Linked DNA regions of Homo sapiens: region 2 is linked to region 1. A link is a loop called in an ENCODE intact Hi-C map of the cell type or tissue named here. Cell type or tissue: Caco-2. All regions are shown on one strand. Links, peaks and the distances in the headings refer to the core of each region. The heading gives the core; the rest is flanking DNA.

The links. Hi-C counts contacts between places; a loop is a spot of excess contacts. Peaks named below come from ENCODE experiments on the same cell type or tissue, not always from the same donor. Only the 100,000 strongest peaks of a DNase experiment are listed, where the experiment ranks them.
Region 2: it touches region 1 in a loop (11-fold over the local background); 4 of 110 quality-filtered maps call a loop at or near these places.

What each region holds. Positions count from the first base shown.
Region 1 is chr2:200,616,442-200,626,976 of GRCh38, reverse strand. It overlaps AOX1 (aldehyde oxidase 1), which reads right to left. Exons shown (of 35, transcript NM_001159.4): 17 at 6,158-6,327; 18 at 5,731-5,857; 19 at 2,994-3,116. Among named protein-coding and RNA genes, the nearest start is that of AOX1, 36 kb to the right of the region's middle. In Caco-2, for the core only: no CTCF peak of the experiment used is centred there; a DNase peak (open chromatin) is centred at 8,241.
Region 2 is chr2:200,665,605-200,676,139 of GRCh38, reverse strand. AOX1 (aldehyde oxidase 1) reads right to left here. Exons shown (of 35, transcript NM_001159.4): 32 at 9,388-9,453; 33 at 7,337-7,525; 34 at 6,398-6,565; 35 at 4,645-5,511. The coding sequence ends at 5,461. Among named protein-coding and RNA genes, the nearest start is that of LINC01792, 64 kb to the left of the region's middle. In Caco-2, for the core only: a CTCF peak has its summit at 5,601 (motif pointing right); no DNase peak of the experiment used is centred there.

The sequences.
Region 1 (10,535 bases), core at 7,244-9,743:
GCACACATTTTTCCCACTTACCAGCTTTGACTGTGGGCCTATCACTTCACCTCTCTTATCATTGTCTGTAAAATGGAAGTAACAGGTGTGCATATAGCTCCAATAGGATCGTGGTTGGTGAAGATAAAATGAAATAAGACGTGAAGAGCTTATATTGCATATAGTAAACACTCAATAATTGCTAGTTGAAAAGACTCTAGTGATTGGGATCATGGTGGCTCTGCCTGCCAGCCCCATATTCCTTCTTTGTGGGGATGAGCATTTCATTTGCACAGGGCAGTAGAGCACCTGGGACCTCCAGCTCTGGAAGTAAGATTTCAGACAAGCCCTGTCTGGGAGCTGGGTGTACAAATCCATTTATACACTAGCTCCTATTGGCTCTCCCTGGGTGCCCAGTAAAAGGGTACAGTGGTGCACAAAACCAGAGATGTAGTTACAATAACATAGGTTGGTTTTTAGCTATCCCTGAGAATTTATCTTGCAGTAATCCATGTGTCCACTGGCAAATGTGGTGTGCCAGCTCCTGCTGGCATTATCTACTGTGGGTTATTGTCCATCCATGAAATTCCATTCTGTTGGTAGTTGGGGATTCTCTTATCTCTGTTTCCTTCTGGCCACCAGTAGGTGTCTAGACAACACCCCTTAGAGGGATGGGCTATTGTGATTCTGCCATTTCCCCCATTCAAAAACTGGGTTGGTTTGTTTATAGCACCGGTGGGGCCCAGGTTCTTTGACAGAGTGTTTGTTGATTGTTTTTGTTACTGACTAGCTATGTAACCTTGGGTAACCCTGCCTTTTAGTTTCCCCATCAGAATGGGGATAAAAATAGTTTTTGCCTCATAGGATTGTGGTGAGCATTTAGTAAGTTAATGTGTGAAACTGACCTAGAACCATGTTGACCACACAGTGAGCTCTGTATAGGTCCTAGCTATGCTCATGTTGTTGTTGATGATTATTATTCAGGACAGATTCCGGTAGGGAACACATTTTTTTCCATTATGGTCATCAGCCTTACCCCTTGATTCAAGAGTTTTGATCGTTGCCCCATTCAATCTACTAAAAACTCGAAAAGCATGTGCCAGATTAAATCTTTGTGATAGTGACAGAGATATATTTGTTTTTGTTCTATTTTGATTGATAACACACTTCCTATTGGAATCTGTTCATGTGCTTTTCTTATTAATCTAAGATTAAAGAGATTCCAGGTTGAAAAAAAAGCTAGGTTTTATAAATCCTATTTTTAAAAGTTTCATCTTTTTCAACTTCACTGGCTGCTTGCTCTTTGAATAACTTTGAGCCAATTTTCTGAATTTTTCTTAGTCAGGAAAGTGATAAAAGAACTGTAATGTATAGGGAGAGGGGCATATTTCCCTGCTCTAAACTTTGATTAAATTTGCTCTGATCCAGTTGATGATCTTTAGACTTTGAGAGCTTAATCTCTGAACACAATGTGAGGCAACTCTTTTCCACAAAGCCAGAGCTTGTATCTGATGCTGGGATTCTCTGGCAGACAATCACGAGTCTGCTGGTTGAAGTGGTGAGGGTGGGGGGAGTGGCATCTATTATATTTGCTTATTGGGGCTTTTATTTGGCTGGAAGGTAGGGGGAGTGGAGAGTAGATATTTAGCCCCTGATATTGGGCAAAGATTTATAAACAAAATATTGATGAAGTGTTACGTAAATAATTTCTAATAAGTAATTCTAACTCTCCAGCAAACTTCAGGGGACAGAATATATGAAGCAAGAGCAGCATGCAACATGTAAATGAAAAGGGCCTGAGAAGGGAACAGAGTGTTTGAATTTGAAACTGGCCAGGAAAATTTGGGAGGCCTAATCACACTTCGACTCCAATTAGACTTCTACGTTTTTGTCTATTTGACATGATTTTATTTTTATTTTAAAATGTAAGAAAAATTCCCAGAGACAAACTCCATGTTCCTAAGCATCAAGCAGCATGGCAAGAAGCACCCCCAACACCCAGTTCTCCTGGAGACACTGATCGTGCCCAGGTTGTTTCCTCAATTCTGCCTCAGGCCATGCCGGTCACCCAGAGAACAACATGTTCATTATGCTGTGAAGCTAATATTGTGTCCCAGAGCACATGCGGCCTGTATGGACTGAGTCTCATCTATTTACACTGCCTCCCCAGTGTTCATTCTTTCATCATCCAGGAAATTATAAGAACCAATGGAATGCACACAAGAGAACATCCTATCATTTCATGGAGATGAGTCTTATAGCCTTTATAAATTTTCAACTCCTTTCTAAAAATCAGGATAGAAAATGCAATTCTCCAGTTTAAGTTGCCAAAATACCTGTAGGCATCATACGACTTATCTCTTGAAAAATCTAAAAATCGTGTCTCTGACACTCACTTCATGGAACATCCTGTTGGTCCTCACCATGTGCCTGGGTGAAGGTGGGTAAAAAGTCATAGAGTGGATCCACTTTCCTGGACATCACTGTTTCCCATCTAGCATCCCCTCCCCTTTCCCTTTCCAAACAGGGCTCAGATTTGTTTCAGTTTCCTACACTCCCCTACATAGCCCACTTACTTCAGAGAAACCTGACCCCAACTCCTACCCCTAGAAGTAACCAACAGCTCCTCCATTCCTCTGCCAGTCATTAATTTGGAGATGGATATGTGACCTAAGTGGCTTAATTAGGCTGGATCTCAGGATTTGTGCTTAGAATGCTGGGGCAATAGGGTTCCTCTTACTCCTTGAACATGAACAAGGAAGTCCAGGTTGTCCTGGCGGCCATCTGTGTGACCACAGGAATTGAGCTTGTATTGTGGGCAGCAGAGAAGAGTGGCAAAAAGAAGCCATGTCCTTGGGGAAATTGTTAATACTGAGACTGGTTAGAGGTTAATAAAGTCCGTGTGCTTTGGAGGCCACTTTGAGCCACATTTTCCTGTTACAGTAGCCAAAAGCATTTTAACTGATATTTGTTCTGGCTCCCAACTGGCACCACCATTCCACAGAACTCATTACCTCAATTGTTAGTATCAGCGGCTCCAAGTCTTGATAGACAATCTTCACTCGCTTAGCAGCTCGCTTTGCCTGAACCTCAGAATCGGCAAGCACAGCACAGACAAGCTGACCCACACAGAACACCTACGACACAGAAAGACCTTTGTTGTCAAGGAGGGCAGGCATCAGGTCCTCTCTTTTATTCATTTTCTTCCTCCCTCCTAGTACTCGATTACAGTAGGGCTAGGGCTAGATACACACAGGTGTGACCCCTCCACATCTGTCCATGACTATAACCACAGCTGGCCTCCTGATCCGAGGCACTGGGGGAAGTTTAGATCCTTGTGCTGTATCAGAGGAGCAGGAGTGATGCTGTCTTGAGGACAGCAGGCTCAGGCTCCAGGCCAAGCCTATGAGGCTGTGTGAGGGCCAGCCTGTCCCATGGCTTGATGTTTGGCTGTCACACGACAATCAGAGCTGTTCTGAGAGAGGCAGCCTCTGCCTGCACGGACAGGGAGGACCAGGAAGTCACAGATCATCTCAACCAGAGAGAAAAAGGGGATGACCTGGGAAGGGGAGTCCCCTGTGATAACAGAACCCTGATGGTGAGCACATCTCTCCTCACAAACTGTCTTTTCATGAAAAGATGTCCTAGCCAAGACGTGACCAAGCAGACAGCATCCCCTTCCTGGGGGGGTTGACAGCTAGGATTATTCGCCTGCAGGTGGGGCAGCTAGGCTCAGGAGTTCACACAGGGACCACAGCAGAAATTTAGATGGGGAAAAGAAACCTTAAGACTTGAGAAAGGTAAAAACAGTCTGGACTGGAAGAAGTCACCATCATTGCTGAGTTCTCTCTCCTACTTTATGCTGTGATTCACAATTTCAATGTAATCACTCATTTTAAAAATTGACTTTGAACTATTATGTCTTTTCCACAATGAACATAAAGTAGTTTTATCATCGAAAAAAAGGCATTAAAAACATAAAATCTAGCATGAACACAAAAAAAGTGTGTTTGTTTGGGGTAGGGGCAGTGAAGGAGAGAAAAATGAAACAAGAATGGTAACGTGTTGATAACTGTTGAAGCTGGGTGATGGATCTATGGGGTTCATTGTATAATACTTTCCCATTTTTGTGTATGCTTACAATTTCTACAATGAAAAGACTTTTAAAAGCCATTAAGTGCCATAAATGAATGTTTTAAAAAGCATTAAACCAACAAAGGCAATCATTCACAATGGCACTCCAAAGACTCCTGATTTTGCTCCTGTGACCTGGCACATAGATGTGGCCCCTGAGATGCTTATGATCTTCATAAGCACACCTCAAAGAGCAGGTACTATCATGCAGCCAAGATCAGTTTCACTTGTTTAGTAAACATTTATGCAAAGGGCTTAAATTCTCACCGTCTCTGCCAGTGCTACACAGCCCTGCTTTGGGGGAGTTTCAACCTTGAGTTCAAACTCTCAGTCATCAAGCTTTCATTTCTACAGATAATATCTTCAAGGGAGTATCTTCCAAGGAGAGCCAGAGGAAGGGACTGTTTCAAATTATGAAGCCCTTTTGGGTAAACACTGAACTGAGCAGTCCGAATTATGCAGAAAACCTGTTGACTGCTGTTCTTGCTGTAGCCAAAGTTTTAATCATTTGTAATTTTCACAAGGCAACAATGTTATCACTATACCTCTACTCATTCACCCTGCAATGTGAGAAGCAGTGTGTGGAATACACAGATGAATCAGACATGGGTCCTCACTCAAGGAATTTATACTAGGTGGAAGAAATATATAAGACATCAAAATAAACAAGCTTAACACAAGGTAGAAAGTACATAAAGGTCACTTTGTTTTCTCCTCTAGACTTTAAGCTCCATGAGAGTAGAGATCATACATATCTTGTTCAGCTATGGTGACCAGACATCATAGATGCTCACTTTTAAAAATCCCATTTAAGCCGGGCGTGGTGGCTCATGCCTGCAATCCCAGCACTTTGGGAGGCCCAGGCGGGCAGATCACCTGAGGTAAGGAGTTCGAGACCAGCCTGGCCAACATGGCAAAAATGCTGTCTACTAAAAACACAAAAATTAGCCGAGCATGGTGATTTGTGCCTGTAATCCCAGCTACTCAGGAAGCTGAGGCAGGAGAATCGCTTGAACCCAGGAGGTGGATGTTGCAGTGAGCCAAGATCATGCCACTGCACTCCAGCCTGGGTGACAAACAGAAACTCCATTTCAAAATAAAATAAAATAAAATAAAAAATAAAAAGCGCATTTAACACATGGAAATATAAATAAATCAGAATAAATTGAGAGAGAGAGAGAGAGAGAATGAATGAACTTCTGGATTGAAGAATGAGAAAAAAGGCTTCATGGTGCAGATACCACTTGAACTTGTAGTTGAACTTTGACCACACTGAGACTGGGACAATAATAAGGGCTTCTCAGGGAAGGGATTTCCATATAAAATTTACCATTATTCCATCTTCATTTACTCATTTATACCATTAGCAGTATGCCATCTCACTATTAGAAAATGTAAAACACCAAATAATCTTTTATATAACTAGTTAATGTCTTTACTTGTACAGAAAATGAATATATTTGAATTCATTCAATATTAGAATATACTTTTATAATAAGCATTCTAAGAATACTGGAGTCTTTCATGGTGTGCCAAAGTAGATGGTATCTTTAAGAAAATATGAAGCACCGTTAACTGAGAAAGTTATTTTTCAAATAGAAAGCAAAAATGCAGTACCTTATCTGTCGCCAGAAATTTCTCAGCTTCAGTAAAAAAGCAGAAGGAGTTGACGTCACTAAGATGTTCTGCTGTCATGATGTCCACCACACCGGGCATGCTGAGAGCTTCTGACAGATCAATAGACCTAGATGATATACACAGCAGAGCTCCTTAGAGTGGCCATAGAGGCCAAGAACATGGTTAATTGGATAATAAGATATGAGAGAGGTAAGAACTGTCCAACAGTCTCTGCCAGACAATTGGGAAAAAATTCTTGGGACAACGAAGTTGTAGTAAATCCTACATTTCGATCCTGTTTCACCTCTGGTCTGCATTGGATATCACCAACAAATAGCCTATTTCTTCACACCATTACTTTTCACTAGTGTGACTTAGATGAAAAGACAATCATTTATGCCCATTGAGTAAGAATTTTACCACTTACACAATCTTAGCATGAGCTCTTGAACTAGTCACAAAAGTCAAGAAAAGTTCCTGGTCCACCAGAGGCATGTCATCACAGTAGATGGCCTCCCCCGTGGCATGCTTCACACCAGACAGATGCATGATGGGGTGGCCAATTGGGTCTTCAGGATGCTGCTTTGGGCCTATATTCTGTTTAATAAATAACCAAAATATACTTTTACATTTCTATAGAGAAAGTAGGAATTATTATTATGCACATTTCCCATAAGAAGGTAGCTATATAATTTAGACTCAAACCAGAATACTTTTGCATATGAAAAAGCACTATTGGGCTGGGCACAGTGGCTCATGCCTATAATCCCAGCACTTTGGGAGGCTAAGGTGGGCAGATCACTTGAGGTCAGGAGTTCGAGACCAGCCTGGCCAACATAGTAAAACCCCGTCTCTACTAAAAAAAAACAAAACAAAACAAAATAGCCAGGTACGGTGGCACATGCCTGTAATCCCAGCTACTCGGGAGGCTGAGGCTACAGAATCGCTGGAACCTGGGAGGCAGAGGTTGCAGCGAGCCAAGATCACAGCACTGCACCCCGGCCTGGGAGACAGAGCAAGACGCCATCAAAAAAAAAAAAAAAAAAAGTCACTATTAATAACACCAAGACAATAAACCTACTACAGTAATTCAATAAGCCAACTGGTATGTCAATCCATGATGTTGTTCTTATTTTTCACTTTTTTTGAATGTAGACCCCAAACATCTCAAATGGAAATTCCATTTGTGTAAGTAAACAAATTTAAATCTTTCTTCTTGACAATACAAAATTATGTCCTCTTGCTAATGCTTATGTATCTCTTTAAATTTTATTATCAAAATGACTTTACTGTTTCTATATAAGCACGATACATATAATATTTTACAGAAGAGTATGATGATATCGTGACTATGTTTGTAGAAAATACTGAGGGTATTACTTCAACCAGAATAGCCTTCTTTTTTTCAATTTTGAGTGAGGAAATATAAGAAATAATTGGCAAAACTCTTAACTTAGACAATCCTGATAGAGAATGAAGCCAAAGGGACCTGCAATTGGAGTAATGATCCACTAATGTTGCTCTTTCTTAGAGCCCCATGGAGCAGAATATCTTGCTGTTGGCTCTGTAAATACCTTAAATGTGTTTCATTAATCAAAGCAGACATTAATCAGCACAATGTCTGCCCTGGTGTTTCAAATATGGGAATTTATGGCTTTCCCAGTCGGGTGTGTATTGTGAAAAGAACTGAAGATATGAAGAAAGAAGGAGAGCAGGTGAAGAGACAGACATAAGGCCAGGGTGAAGGCTGTGGCTGAGGAGTGGCCTGCTAAGCCCTGGTGGGTACCCCCATCTGTAACTCACTGTGTCAACATTGCACTCGGTACTGGGACTGAGGCCAGACTCCCAGAGGCTTTCTCTGGAAGACCTGGGGGTGAGGGGCATGCAGTCATGTTGGCCAGGTTGAGGTCAGAGAAAAGCTATGGACACCTCCCCTTCCCATCCTGCAGCTCACAGGATCACCCTGAGCCCTGGATCTTCCTTTTAGATGAGCCTTACAATGCCAGGCTACACATCATATGGCAGGAGGGAAGAGAGAACAAGTCGCCAACACATACTGGTTAAAAATCTTTACTGGGAGAAAAAAGAAGAAACAGGCCTATTTCCAACATAGCATCCTTTAAGGCATCTGAGCGGGGAGAAAAGCTAAATTCTTTTGTATTTGATTACCAGAATGTGCAGTTTGAGAAAGCCTATTCAGCACATATGAACAATAAGTTAGATACTTGAATCCATCTAAAATGGTATTTCATCTCACTCTTCACTGCAGGGTTTCCTGTTTCAAAGTCTGCCCTGGTCCAGTGAAAGTGCTCCAAGGCTCTTGCTCTATGGAACTGAAGACAAGCTGTCTGGATCCCCCCGATTAACACATTTCCTTTTCATGCAGATGTTTTGCTTTCCTTTCTGAACATTTGGATTTAATTCATCTAATCCCACAAATGGAGGAGACCTCTGGTTATAATGAGAGCTTTACTTAAGACAGCTGTGAAATGTACAGTTCTCCAGTGCCCTCTGCTGCTCCAGGAACTCGAGAAGAGTGCTCCCCACTCACTACCCAACTACTTAAGGGCCTCAAAAAAACAAAAAACCTCTGGCTGGAGATAGAGATCAGAGATTCTCCAGGCAGGTGGCAGGGCTGGAATATCAGGAGAGAACGGCAGAGTGGCATGTGTTATTTCAGAACATGTTCAACATTGATTTGAAAATAAAAAAACCATATTATTTTCATAACATAAATGACAAGAAGTAAAATGTCAACCAAATTGTGGCTGACAACTATGCACAGAAAGTAGTGTAATTTCTACAATTAACTTGGTATAAGACATGTGTGTAGGATGCATTTATTCCTATTTTATATAAAATTTACTGTTTTGCTGCAAAATAAACACTGTTGATAAGCATTTATTGTTCTAATTTCATATTTCTTTTACTTAAATGTAAACTTCAGTTTTGTAGTTAGTATAATACAGTGAACAAAAAACGGAGTATTGACTAAGTTTTTGTTTTTTCATTTTCAGTTATTGTTGAGTCATCCTGACTTTATCAGCTAGAAAGCAGGAGACTATCGAGAAAAATAATTTAGACCTTGGCCCAGGGCTCCATTCAATAAAGGTAGATATTAGGCCACGAATGTAGGGGACTAGGGAAAATGAGAGAAAAGTTTACTTATTGGGGTTCAGGCATGAGCACAGATTGGAGACAGTCCCAACACTCCAGCTCTATTGACGTAGCTCACACTGCCCTGTCCCCATGGCAAAGGAATCCCCTCAGTTCTCCTCTTCCCCCTCTGCTTCGAGGAGCTGAGATAGTGATGAAAAGGAAAAACCAACAATGAGGTTCTACCAGGTGTGGTTTTTCATATGTTGCAGATGGTAGGAATTGACTTCCTCTGCAAAATATCCCCCAAAGTGCTGAGCTGTGATGCTGCTTGGGCTCTCAACCTGAACCACATTTGAGTGAAAAAAAATCACCCACATCTTCTTTTTAAAACCCTAAGAAGTTTTTTCATCCTGAAAAGCAAAATTCCAGATAATTCATAAGCTCAGACATTAAGGAAAGACATTCATAGGTATCTGTAATGGGTCTGGGAGTTAACTGACATAACACATTTCACTGTAACAAACAAAACACTTCATCACATTGAAAAAAAGTCTTTTGAAACCATGTTGTGTGAGGCCTGCCAAAAAACTGAGGAAAAATTCCAAAAAATGTCTTTGTCCTACCGTCAAAGATATCATACATTTTTTTTTTTTTTTTTTTTTTTTTGCAGTTAGTTGTGATAAATCTACTGGTGAAAGAAGCTGTCCTCAATTACCTGCTTCTGCTTAGTATTTGGCTAAAGATACTATGGAAGGAAGAATGCTGTCTCCTCAAACTGGTGATCTTTTGAAGCTGTGTCAAAATATTTTCAAAGCAAATGAACTGATTTAGGGGAAAAATGCTCTTCGTGAGTGCTGACGTTGCTCTAGCAATGTGGATGTTTGTATGTGTGTGTGAAAAACCACGGGCAAAACAAAAACAAAACTCATCTATGTGGCAGACATATTGCATCTAAAACTTTGTTTTGCAATCAATGATAAACTCTCATTCAAGATCATGCACTATGTGAAGATTTTCCTTTTTCTTTGGATGATTTCAATATCCATTAATTTGTTGTTGTTTCTTTCTGAAGTTTATTCCATTGTCTAAGAAATATTAGGGTATTTATAAGCCAAAGGGTTCAACTATCATATTTGAAAAGAACACCGGGGAGATGGCAGCTGTTTTTAACTTTCAAAACAATCATTTTCAATGGAGTTTGGTGCATTTTAATTTTTAAACATATTGAACCTAAAACCTCAAGGAATACACACCAACGTCAATGTTCATTACGACATACTATAAGCTTTCACAACCAAATCCAACAATAGTTTCAGTGAACAAATGCTTTAAAAAGCCTTTTCATGTTCTTGACTTACTAAAACTCTCGAGGTCAAGTTTCCTGATAATAATTTCAAGGAAAAACCCACCAAACTGTATCCACTTTACCAACAGGGTGACTTCAGGCATATTTTTATGATGTGGCAGAAAATTCCATTTGAGAGTTAGGAATCCTGTTTTCTAATAGCCTTCATTACGAGAGCACAAAAAGCTCTTAGTACTTACGTTTGATTCAACTCTAAAATGTAACTCACAGAAAAATCACTAGAAGAATAGAGACTAAGGGAGTAAAATATCTTAACATTCAAGCTAAACAAATCAGCAGTTCTTTTTAAAAGCATTATTGAATTTTCATCAACCTCTAGGGGCTGTGTCTTTTCCTCTGA
Region 2 (10,535 bases), core at 4,477-6,976, 52 kb before region 1:
TATATAAAGCAAAAAGTGAAAATCCTCTATCCCAGTGTTTACTTCGCAAAGGAAACTAGTATCAGATTCCTGTGCGTCTGTACAGAATTTTCCCATGCACATATACATAGATACATACATGCATACATAATTTTTGATAGTTTCTAAAAAGTGAACTCAAACTATTCATGCTATTTTAAAATTTTCTTTTTTTCAAGTTATAGGTTGGTGCAAAGGTAATTGCAGTATTTGCCATTACTTTCAATGGCAAAAAGTGCAATTACCTTTGCACCAACCTAATACTTAGGTTCTCCATGCCTCAATTGCTTTCTGTAAAATAGTCAAAATAACAGTATCTCCCTTGGGGCTGTTGTGAAGTAAAGTGCTTAAAACAGTTCCTGGCACATAGGAAGGTAAGCTGTCAGTAAATGTTAACTATTTGTATTATTGCCATAAATTATTAGTCATCTATTGATTTACATTACATTGTTTTTAATTTTTCACTATTATAAATAATGCTGCCATGAAAATCCTTGGACTTCACCTTTGGACATTTGAGCAAGTATTTCTGTTGGACAAATTCCTGGAGTTGGAATTCCTGGGTTGAAGGCTATGCACATTGCTGAATCCAACTAAATCACCTTCTAAAATGTGTTCCTTAATATAACAAATCATGTACACAGCCTTCTCCAGCTCTGAGCATTATCCCTACTGTCCAGTTTTCCAGGATGTGGGAGAAATGACAGTTCATAGTAGGCATTTCTCTAGTTTGGTGAGGTTATCCATCTTGCTAGACAATTAGTGAGTATTTGTACTTATTCTTCTCTCCTTTGATTATTTTTCCCTAGTAGGTTTTTTATTTATCTATCTGTAGAATTTTATTATATACAATAGGTACCAACCATTCTCTGTTATAAATGCCCAGCTATCCTCTGCCAGTATGAACCACCCACTGGGGACATAACATCATACAGAGTGCTCATTTTCAAGCATCCTGCGTCCTGGAGGAGGGAGCCCATCCTCTAGCTGGCATTCCAGCTGTGCCTGCGCGAGGTTGTTTCATTGCTCTGTCAGAACAGCTGTTCCAAGCAGGATAGCGTCTGATGTGACCAGCAGGTTCCACAGTCATGCACTCACTCCCAGGCTGCTGTGAAGCAGATCCCCTTACTTTGCTGTAAATTGCCCCGGCGTGATGTTACATGGGATCTTATGATGATTAATGTAATACTGTGTAAGCCCTTAGATAGTGGTGATGGCTAAGATCTTGCAGGCAGGAAAGGCAAACCTCTACCCAGAAAACGTTAAAGTGAATCATTGCCCCTTCCCGAATGGAAAGGGTTCAGTGTAGTCAATTTGCCACCAAATGGCCAGTTGGTCTCCTGGAGGGATGGTGTCAAATTGAGGACCAGTTTTGGTCTGTGTTGGAAGCAGATTGGATGTTCAGCATCAGCATCAGCTACATGGCAAGTGGAAGCCCATGCTGTCGGGCCCGTGCAAGGCCTCCATCCCTGACACCATTGGGTGAGCACTGACTGGGGTGATGGATGACAGAGTTGGCTAATGTCACATGGCCATCTCATTTGGTCCACTTAATTGTTTAGCAAATCTTTCACAGTGGGAGCTTCCTGCTGGGTGTTAACCTGTGATACAAAAATCTTCACATATCATGCCACTTCCATATGCCCATTCATATGCCATCTTGTCCCCAGTCTTGTAATATCACCCCCCCCACCCAGGCCCTTGACCAGCTGGCCAAACCATTTGTTCCATATATATCCTAACCTTGGGTTGCACCACTCCTGTTTTCCACATAATGTGGATAATCAGTGTGCTCCCCAAAGCCCTGCCTATTGGGAAAATTTCCCCTTGCCACCTCTAAGAGGGTCTATACTGCCAACACTGCATATCTGGATTGTACCCAAGTATGGAGCCAACCCTCTTGTGAACCCAGCTCTGTCTTTTTCCTTCTGCATCAGCTTAAGGACCCCTCCACTCTGCCTAGCAGCTCTAGGTGTGAGTTGAGGGAGAGACGCTGAAGCACCGGCGTGGGCCACTGTGTCTGGGGTACCTGCTTCTGCTGCTGGCTTGTTCCTCCCGCTCCTGCTCCTGCTTGGTTCTGGATGTTCTGCTTCCTTCTTACTGTATAGCTTTTGCTTGCCTGATCTTACGACTTGTGTTTTCACAAGATCCTCAAGTTACTTTTGTGCCTGTAACTGCAGAGCAGTACTGGATAGTGGCAGTCAGACCCAAGGAGGGGTAAAAGTGATAGAACCCTCCAGACAGAGGACACAGGCAAAGGCTCCAGAGTGAGAGCTACAACAGGAAACCCAGACAGGAAAAGGGAAGGGAACATGAGCCAACGCTGGAGAGACAGGCTGGGGCTAGATAACCTAGGCTGCAGATGCCATCTTAGGGATTTGGGACATGTTCTGCTGAGATGAATAGGAAGCAATTGAAGGGTTTTAGGCAAGAGTGTAACATGATGATTTTGTGTGTGCATGTGCATGTGTGTGTGCCCACAAATTCATGTATATCTTTGGCTTCAATGTGAGAATGGTTGGAAGGAAAGCAAAATGAATGCAGGGAAATCAGGAGGGGATTATTGCAATAGTCAGGGGAGAAATGAAGGTGGCTTGGAGTAACATAGAGGCTATGGAAATAAAGAGAGGGAGAGGCAGATTCAGGAACTGTCTTTGATGTGGGATTGACAGGATTTCGTGCCTGAATAGATGTGTGCGCAAAGAGAACAGAGCACCTCAGATCATTTCCCGTTTCCGGCCTAGCAACCTGTGGATGGCTGTACAGAAAAGGAGATCTGCTTGGGACGTTTGAAGTGCCTTTGAGACATCCAAGTGGCAATGAAAAGCAAGAGTTGGGTTTACAGAGCCAGAGCTTAAGCAAGAGAGTTACCTCCAGCCATGGGAGTAAAGGCAGCCACCCACCAGGCAGAGAGACTGGGAAAGAGGGCCCATGGCTGTCTCGAGAATTCCAACATTTACAGAGGTGGGCTGGAGGGGGAGGAGTTGGCAAAGGGACAGAAAGGAGGCATCTACCCTCGACTTTTGCCCTCCCACGACCTGCATCAGCACAGCATCCAGGATAATCCTTTGCAACAGAAGCAAGTCCATGTCACTTTTCTGCTCTGCAGCCACTTAGATTAAAAGCTCAAGTCCTTATAGCGGCCTCCAGGTTCTACATGGCTGCCCCCGTCCCTGGCTCTGTGCTAGCCACATGGGCCCCACTGCTGCTCCACAAACGGGCCAGGCACACTTGCTTGCAAGAGACTCTGCTCTAATGCCTTGTCTCCCCAGTAATGCTCTTCCTCCAGATACCTGCTTAGCTCACAGCCTCCATTCTCATTTCCTCAGGAGGGCTTTCTCTGACCTATTCTAACCACAACCTGCCACCTGCTCCATCACTCTCCATTGGCCTTAACCTGCTCCACTTCTACTTCTTCCCTTAGCACTCAAGCATCAACCATACTCCTGTAATTTACTTATTATTTTTAAAATTTTTCTGCCTGCCCTTACCAAAATAGGATCTTCCCAAGGACAGGGATCTCTGTCTATTTTGTTTGCTGATAAATCTCAAGTGCCTAGTACAGTGCCTGGCACAGAGTAAAATGCTCTATAAATACTTGTGGTATAAATGAGAAAATCTGCTCTTAAAGGCAGAGATCCATGTGACTTCTCTCTGCTCTTAACGGAAATGGCGTTTTTCCTTGACTATGCCTTGCTATTTAGCCTCCCTTTGAGGCTTCCATGTTTTTGGAAAGCCATTGATTGGGACAGGCTTCTTGATTCTCACAACTTCTCAATCTTTCCCACATTTTCTGTTTCTCTCCACAGATACTTTTTTAAAAATTGAGGTATAATTCACATACCATAAAACTCACCTTTATAAAATTACAATTCAGTGGTTTTTAGTATATTCACACGTTGTAAAATTATCACCACTCATTCTAGAACATTTTTCTCACCCCGAAAAGGAATCCCATATCCATTAGCAGTCTGTGGTCCCAGCAGCCTCTGGTAGCCATTAATCTACTTTGTGTCTGTGAATTTGCCTGTTCTGGACATTTTGTATAGATGGAATCATATAATATGCAGCCTTTTGTGCCTGGCTTCTTTCATTTAGACAATGTTTTCAAGGTTCATCCATGTTGTCACATGTAATAGTGCTTTTTTTTTATATGGCCAAATAAAACTCTCTTGTGTGGATATACCACATTTTATTAGTTGATGGAAATTTGAGTTGTTTCCACTTCTGGGATACTATGAATAATGCTATGAACAGTTATGTATACATTTTTGGGTGAATATATGTTTTAAATTCTCTTGGGTATATACCTAAGATTATGGTAATTCTATGTTTAACTTCTATGTTAACTATGTTTAACTCCTTGAGGAAATGCTAAACTATTTTCCACAGTATCTACACCATTCTACACTGCCCCCTGCAATGGATAAGTGTTCCCATTTTTCCCTATCCTAGCCAATACTTACTGCTGTCCATCATTTTGATTACAATCATCCTACTGCATATAAAATGGTGGCTCATTGTGGTTTTGATTTGCATTTCCTTAATGACTAATGAGTTTGAGCATATTTTTAATGCTTACTAGCCATTTATATATCTTCTTTGGAGATACATCTACTCAAATCCTTTGCCCATTAAAAAATTTTATTGATACATAATATTTATGCATGTGATATTTTGTTACATACACAGAATGTTAAATGATCAAGTCAGAGTAGTTAGGGTAAAAACTAAAAATAGAACTACCATACCATCCAGCAATTCTTTTGCCTATTTTTAAATTACTTGCCTTTTATTGAGTTGTAAGAGCTCTTTATGTATCTGGTTACAAGACTTTTATCAAATATATGATTTACAAATATTTTATCCTATTCTGTGGGTTTCCTTTCAATTTCTTGATAGTAACTTTTAAAGCTTTTGGGTTTTCATGAAAACTTTGGTGAAAGTTCGCTATTTTTTCTTTGGTCCCACTTAGATACAGTGTCTATATTCATTCTGACAAGAGGAAGGTGATAGCAGAAAAGGACAAATGAAAAAATGACAACTTCACAGTTCATATTAGTAATGAAATTATTTAGAAAATTGCCTTTCACTATATGGTATAATTTCTGTTGGTGGATAGAAGCCAAGTAGGAGTCACATGCAAGTCATCACCTATTCCATTTAGCTGGATGGATTGAAGAGACAGAGTAATGACGGATATCACCCTAGAGGAAACCAATTAGTGTTTATAACATTGAAAATGATTTATAGATTGCTTAAGCATATCTATCAAATCTAAATGGAATACTTTAAATCAGCTCCATAGAAAAGCAACACTGTGGGATGATTTCTGAACTGTGGAAACTCTGTCTTTCAGATCTAGCATCTTCCAGCACAGAGATAGGACAGATTGCCATCTGGGAAGAGGCACTCTGTTTTCTCCAGAAGTTTGCATTTGATTCAGATGGGTACATTCCAAGGAACGTAGGATCCAGGTTCATCTCTCGGAATCTAAAATAAAAACAAATCTGGATGTTCAAACCTGGGAAATGTTTGTGACTTAGGTGAAAAATAGAAGAACATAAAGTAGGTTAAACACCAGCAGAGGGCAACCAGGGCCATGACAGGTCAGGGAACAACAGCCTGTGAAGTATAGAGGAAGCCAGGGGAGGACTGGAGAGGTCCTGGGGTTATCATCTCACGCTTGAAGACCACCCAGTGAAAAGTGGAGTGGGTCTCTGTTTCTCCAGAGTAGAAAAAGCAACGTGTCAGGGGCTTAGGGAAAACCATGAAGGATACCACAAAGAGCCAGTGTGAGTGGAGGATGGGAGGGGCTTTCCCTTCAGTCAAAGTCAGGGTGGTAACTGTGAACAGTATGACTTTCTTCCACAATTAAAAACCCTGTCCCTGAAAATATCCAAGGAGGGTAGAGATGTCTGCTCGGCATGGGCGCTGTTGCCAGAGGGGAGGGGTTCCTGCTAGCATACTTTCCGGGTGCCCGTTTGGGGTTGGGGTGGAGGCAGACTGTCAGAGGGGCCTATATTCCTGGACTGGGTGTCCTAGGTTCAGGGCATAGTTCCTGAACTTCTATTCCTGACCAAGGTGTCCTAGGAAGGGAGCAAAACAGGAGAGGAACATAAAACTAATGGGAATGAACTTTCTTTTGTCAAATAGTATAGAATGGAGCCAAGCAGGGGCAGGCTGATGAAAAAATGCAACCCGAGGGGTACAAGTTCAAGGACCCCTCTGCACATCTGCTCAAATGCCCCCAGGTTTCCCGTCACCTTTTCTGGCAAGAAAAGCCACAGCAGTGCGTTCACGAAAACTTACCACAAGAACAGAGGCCAAAAATTCAGAATTTTATGATCACTATTTTTTTTCTACCATGCAAACGTACCATTTTTGTGAACTTGTCTTCACAGGCCATCCTAATCTTCTCCGGGGTCAGTGGACTATTAAGGGTCAAGGGTCCATGCAGGCCTCTCTCCTGTCGTGCTGCACTCACTGCGTCATGGATAGCGAAAAACACGGAACACCCCAGGAACACCCCCGACTCTCCCAGACCCTTGAAAGGAAGCATGCCAACTAGATTATACCTCTCTCTCTCACTCTGTATATATGTGCATATTTATAGCATATGTGCATATATAAAAATATTACGTACTACATATGTACATTTTTTTTTTTTTGAGACAGAGTCTGGCTCTGTTGCCCAAGCATGACACTGGAGTGTAGTGACACAATCTCAGCTCACTGCAACCTCCGCCTCCCAGGTTTGAGCCATTCTCCTGCCTCAGCCTCCAAGTAGCTGGGATTATAGACATGCACCGCCACACCTGGCTATTTTTTTGTATTTTTAGCAGAGATGGGGTTTCACTAGGTTGGCCAGGCTGGTCTCGAACTCTTGGACTCAGGTGATCTGCCCGCCTTGGCCTCCCAAAGTGCTTGGATTATAGGCATGAGCCACTGCGCCCGGCCTATATAAATTTTTTGTTTCAAAAAGTAATTTAATCTTTTGATCCAATATTCCCATTCTTAGAATTCTAGCCTCAGGAAATGACCTACATACAGAAGATGATTATTAGGCATGAAGATGATTATTGCAAGGTGAAAAATTAGATAGAACCTGATGGCAATAGTAGTTGATGTTAAGTTCTAAGATTTGGAATACTAAAAATTTTTATCATAATGTTAGATTAGAATTAAAATGTTTAATAAGAATTTTTCTTCTGCAATCCTGGTAAAAATCCCAAACAGCCAAGAGAGGAATGTAGCCTTCCTGTCACCCAACAGGTATCATATAAACATGCATATTTACCCATAGAACATTACTTACCTTAGATGAATAAAGAGTATTTGAGTTTTGAGAAGGAGGCAACAAAGCAATGTGCAACTCCGTGGGCATGTCACAGATGGCAGGGATTTTATATTGGTCTGGACCACGAGTGTGCAGAATGCCCTGGGGAGAATAATTCAGTTCCTCTATTGTATAAAGTCCCATGCCTTGAATAAATGCACCTTCAATCTGAGGCAAGAACAAAAAAAGAATTTCCACGTATGAGAAAACACAGTCAACACTAAGTAGCATTTCAACTTCATGCTGTTTGCTTGAATTTTAAAATTACAGTTTAAGAGCATTTTCAGGGTGTCTTGGAGCATGTTGCTGAAAGTTTATCTAAAAGCCATTTTAAACATGTTTGTTCAGCATTAAGTTAAAAGAAGTTCAAAGTCAGCCGGGCGTGGTGGCTCACACCTGTAATCCCAGCACTTTGGGAGGCCGAGGCAGGCGGATCACCTGAGGTTGGGAGTTTGAGACCAGCCTGACTAACATAGAGAAATCCCGTCTCTACTAAAAATACAAAAAAAATTAGCTGGGTGTGATGGTGCATGCCTATAATTCCAGCTACTCGGGAGGCTGAGGCAGGAGAATCGCTTGAACCTGGGAGGCGGAGGTTGCGGTGAGCTGAGATTGCACCATTGCACTCCAGCCCGGGCAACAAGAGCAAAACTTAGTCTCAAAAAAAAAAAATAATAATAATAATAAATAAAAATCATGAAAAAAAGAAGGTCAAAGACAAAGGACTAGGGTTCTAATTTTGGTTTGGCCATTGAAATGAGTGCTCAGGAAGAGTCTTCACAGAGTCTGGAGCCCAAGCACCCTCTTCTTTTGTTTTTTGCCCATGAGGCAGACAAACCCCCCTGACTGATGTGTCCAGAGACCCCAGGGTGCTAGTGAATGCTACAATCCCATTGTCTCATCCCACCTCCTTGCCCACAAAGTGGCTAGCCTCACATCTCTGGACTCTGATTTTAGATCAGTCTTCCAAACACTTCAGTCCATCCCCACTAAGTGAAGTCTTGTCTCTAAAAGCCCTCCACCCACCCCTGGCAGTCCCCAGCCCTCTTCTGCTCTCTGACTCCCTCCTCATGGCCCACCCCTCCCACACAGGCCTTCCCCATAGTCATCTGCCCTGGCCTGATTAGCAGCCATGAACAGGCATGCTAAATTCCATGTGTTTCTGTAGGGTGACTTCCTCCACTCTTCTTTCACCCCTAATGTCGTTTCTCATTCTTTCCTTGACAACCTGGTTCACACCCACTTCCTCCCTAAGCCTCCTTTGACTTCTCCACACCACAGATTCTTCCCATTCGCCAATAATGCAATGTCATGATGGTGGGGGCGGGGGGTGGGGGGGAGGGGACACAAGATGGTGCCCTAAATCAGAGGTAATGAGCTGAATTGCCTCCAGGTTCGAGACACGCAAACCCAGTATATGAAGATTCCAGGTGGGTCCTGTGTCATTGGAGAGTGTGGGACTCTAAAGGTACAGCCCACCGACTTCACTCATGGAAATGAGGATCCAGTGTGGGCAAACTTTCTGTTTTCAAGAGAAACTAGATATTTATGACTTTCCAATCTTTTCAACTATTTCAAATTTAAATTTGAAAATGTCTGTGGGTGGAATCCAGCACTACAGGCTGCCTACCAACAGCTACTGCTCTGATGACTTGAGGCTTGTTATCCCAACACGACTTCAAACTCCTCGAAGCTGAAGCCCATCGTGTGGCTAAGGCTCAGCACTGGGCACTAACTCTATTTATGTCCCAGAAGTTTGGAGCTCATCAGTCACCTGTAGGCTTGGTCTTGCCTCATTCAAGCTCCCTAGTCACAGATTTTATGTTTCTTCAAAAACTACCTAAAACACCTTTATTTCCTTCCCCCTTTTAAACAGTAAAACATTTGAGCTCTGCAGTTGGTCTGAATAGAGTTGACTAAAGGGTTAGAAAAATAAGATGATGAATAAGACTGATGGAATGCTCTCCTGCAGACCCCACCGCACTTTTGGCTTTTACAAATAGAAAGTGAGACACATCAGTTACACGTACCTGGCCTATGTCAATGGCTGGATTTATACTGCAGCCAACATCCATGACAATGTCTGTTCTGATGTTCTAGTATTAAAAAAAAGTTAAAATGTTTATTTTAATGAGAATAACTTAGGGAGAAGAAGCTGAGGAACACTTCCTGCCAGGCTGACTTTGGTATAAAGCCTTTCTTTCAGCCATGTCATTTCGAAAGAAGCAACAAAGATTTTATTATAGGACAAAGTTTATTATGTAAAACTTTCAAAATTATACAAATACTCTTAGCCAGCTGAAGCACTGTCTTTTTTTCTTGGAAATAATAGGAGAAAAAAATATTTACTTCATTTTGATTCAAGCTGTATGATGCAACAGATTGAGTTTAATTCACTACAACAGATATAACATATGACACAACAAAAGAAAACATCTATGGCCCTCACGATCCTAGTTGCAAAGCTTAATGGCTAGCATACAACCAAACATCCAGGTACAACTGGCTGAGGAATGTTTACTGAACCACAGAGTTCAGGGTGCACCAACAAAAAAGTCTTCAAATTGTCATCTGCTGTTCTAGACTTTTCATTTTTGTAGCAGAGAAGAGAATAAAGTTGACACTACAACTTGCTACTGATAACCTACAAATGAGGAGAAGTACAGCAGGCCCAGCCAGAGTGTTAGTAACACCTTTGCTTTCCAGCAAGTCTGTACATTTTTTTTAATGTGATATAATGGTCTCTGCCATGACTAACAGATTGTTCTTATAATTACTAATTGAACAAAAGAAATCCAAGAGTTTCCTTATTTGATCTGGGACTTTCATGTAACATTTGAAAATTAGATAATGATCTGGAATGTTTGACAATAATAAAACTTCAGGAACTCACATTTCTTATTTAAACACACAGTAAAATGTAAAGTCCTCTTTGACATCAGTCAGCAAGACTGGCCTTCCAGGAGATAAGTGGCCTCAGCTGAAGGTTAGAGGAGGAGCTCTAAAGTCTTCAGTGTTAGTGAAGGTTGTGCTTTCAAAGCTGTGTGCTTAGGCTGGTGGGGCTGGCTTATGCCTGTAATCCCAGCACTTTGGGAGGCCGAGGGGGGCAGATCACTTGAGGCCAGGAGTTTGAGACCAGCTTGGCCAACATGGTGAAATGCCGTCTCTACTAAAAATA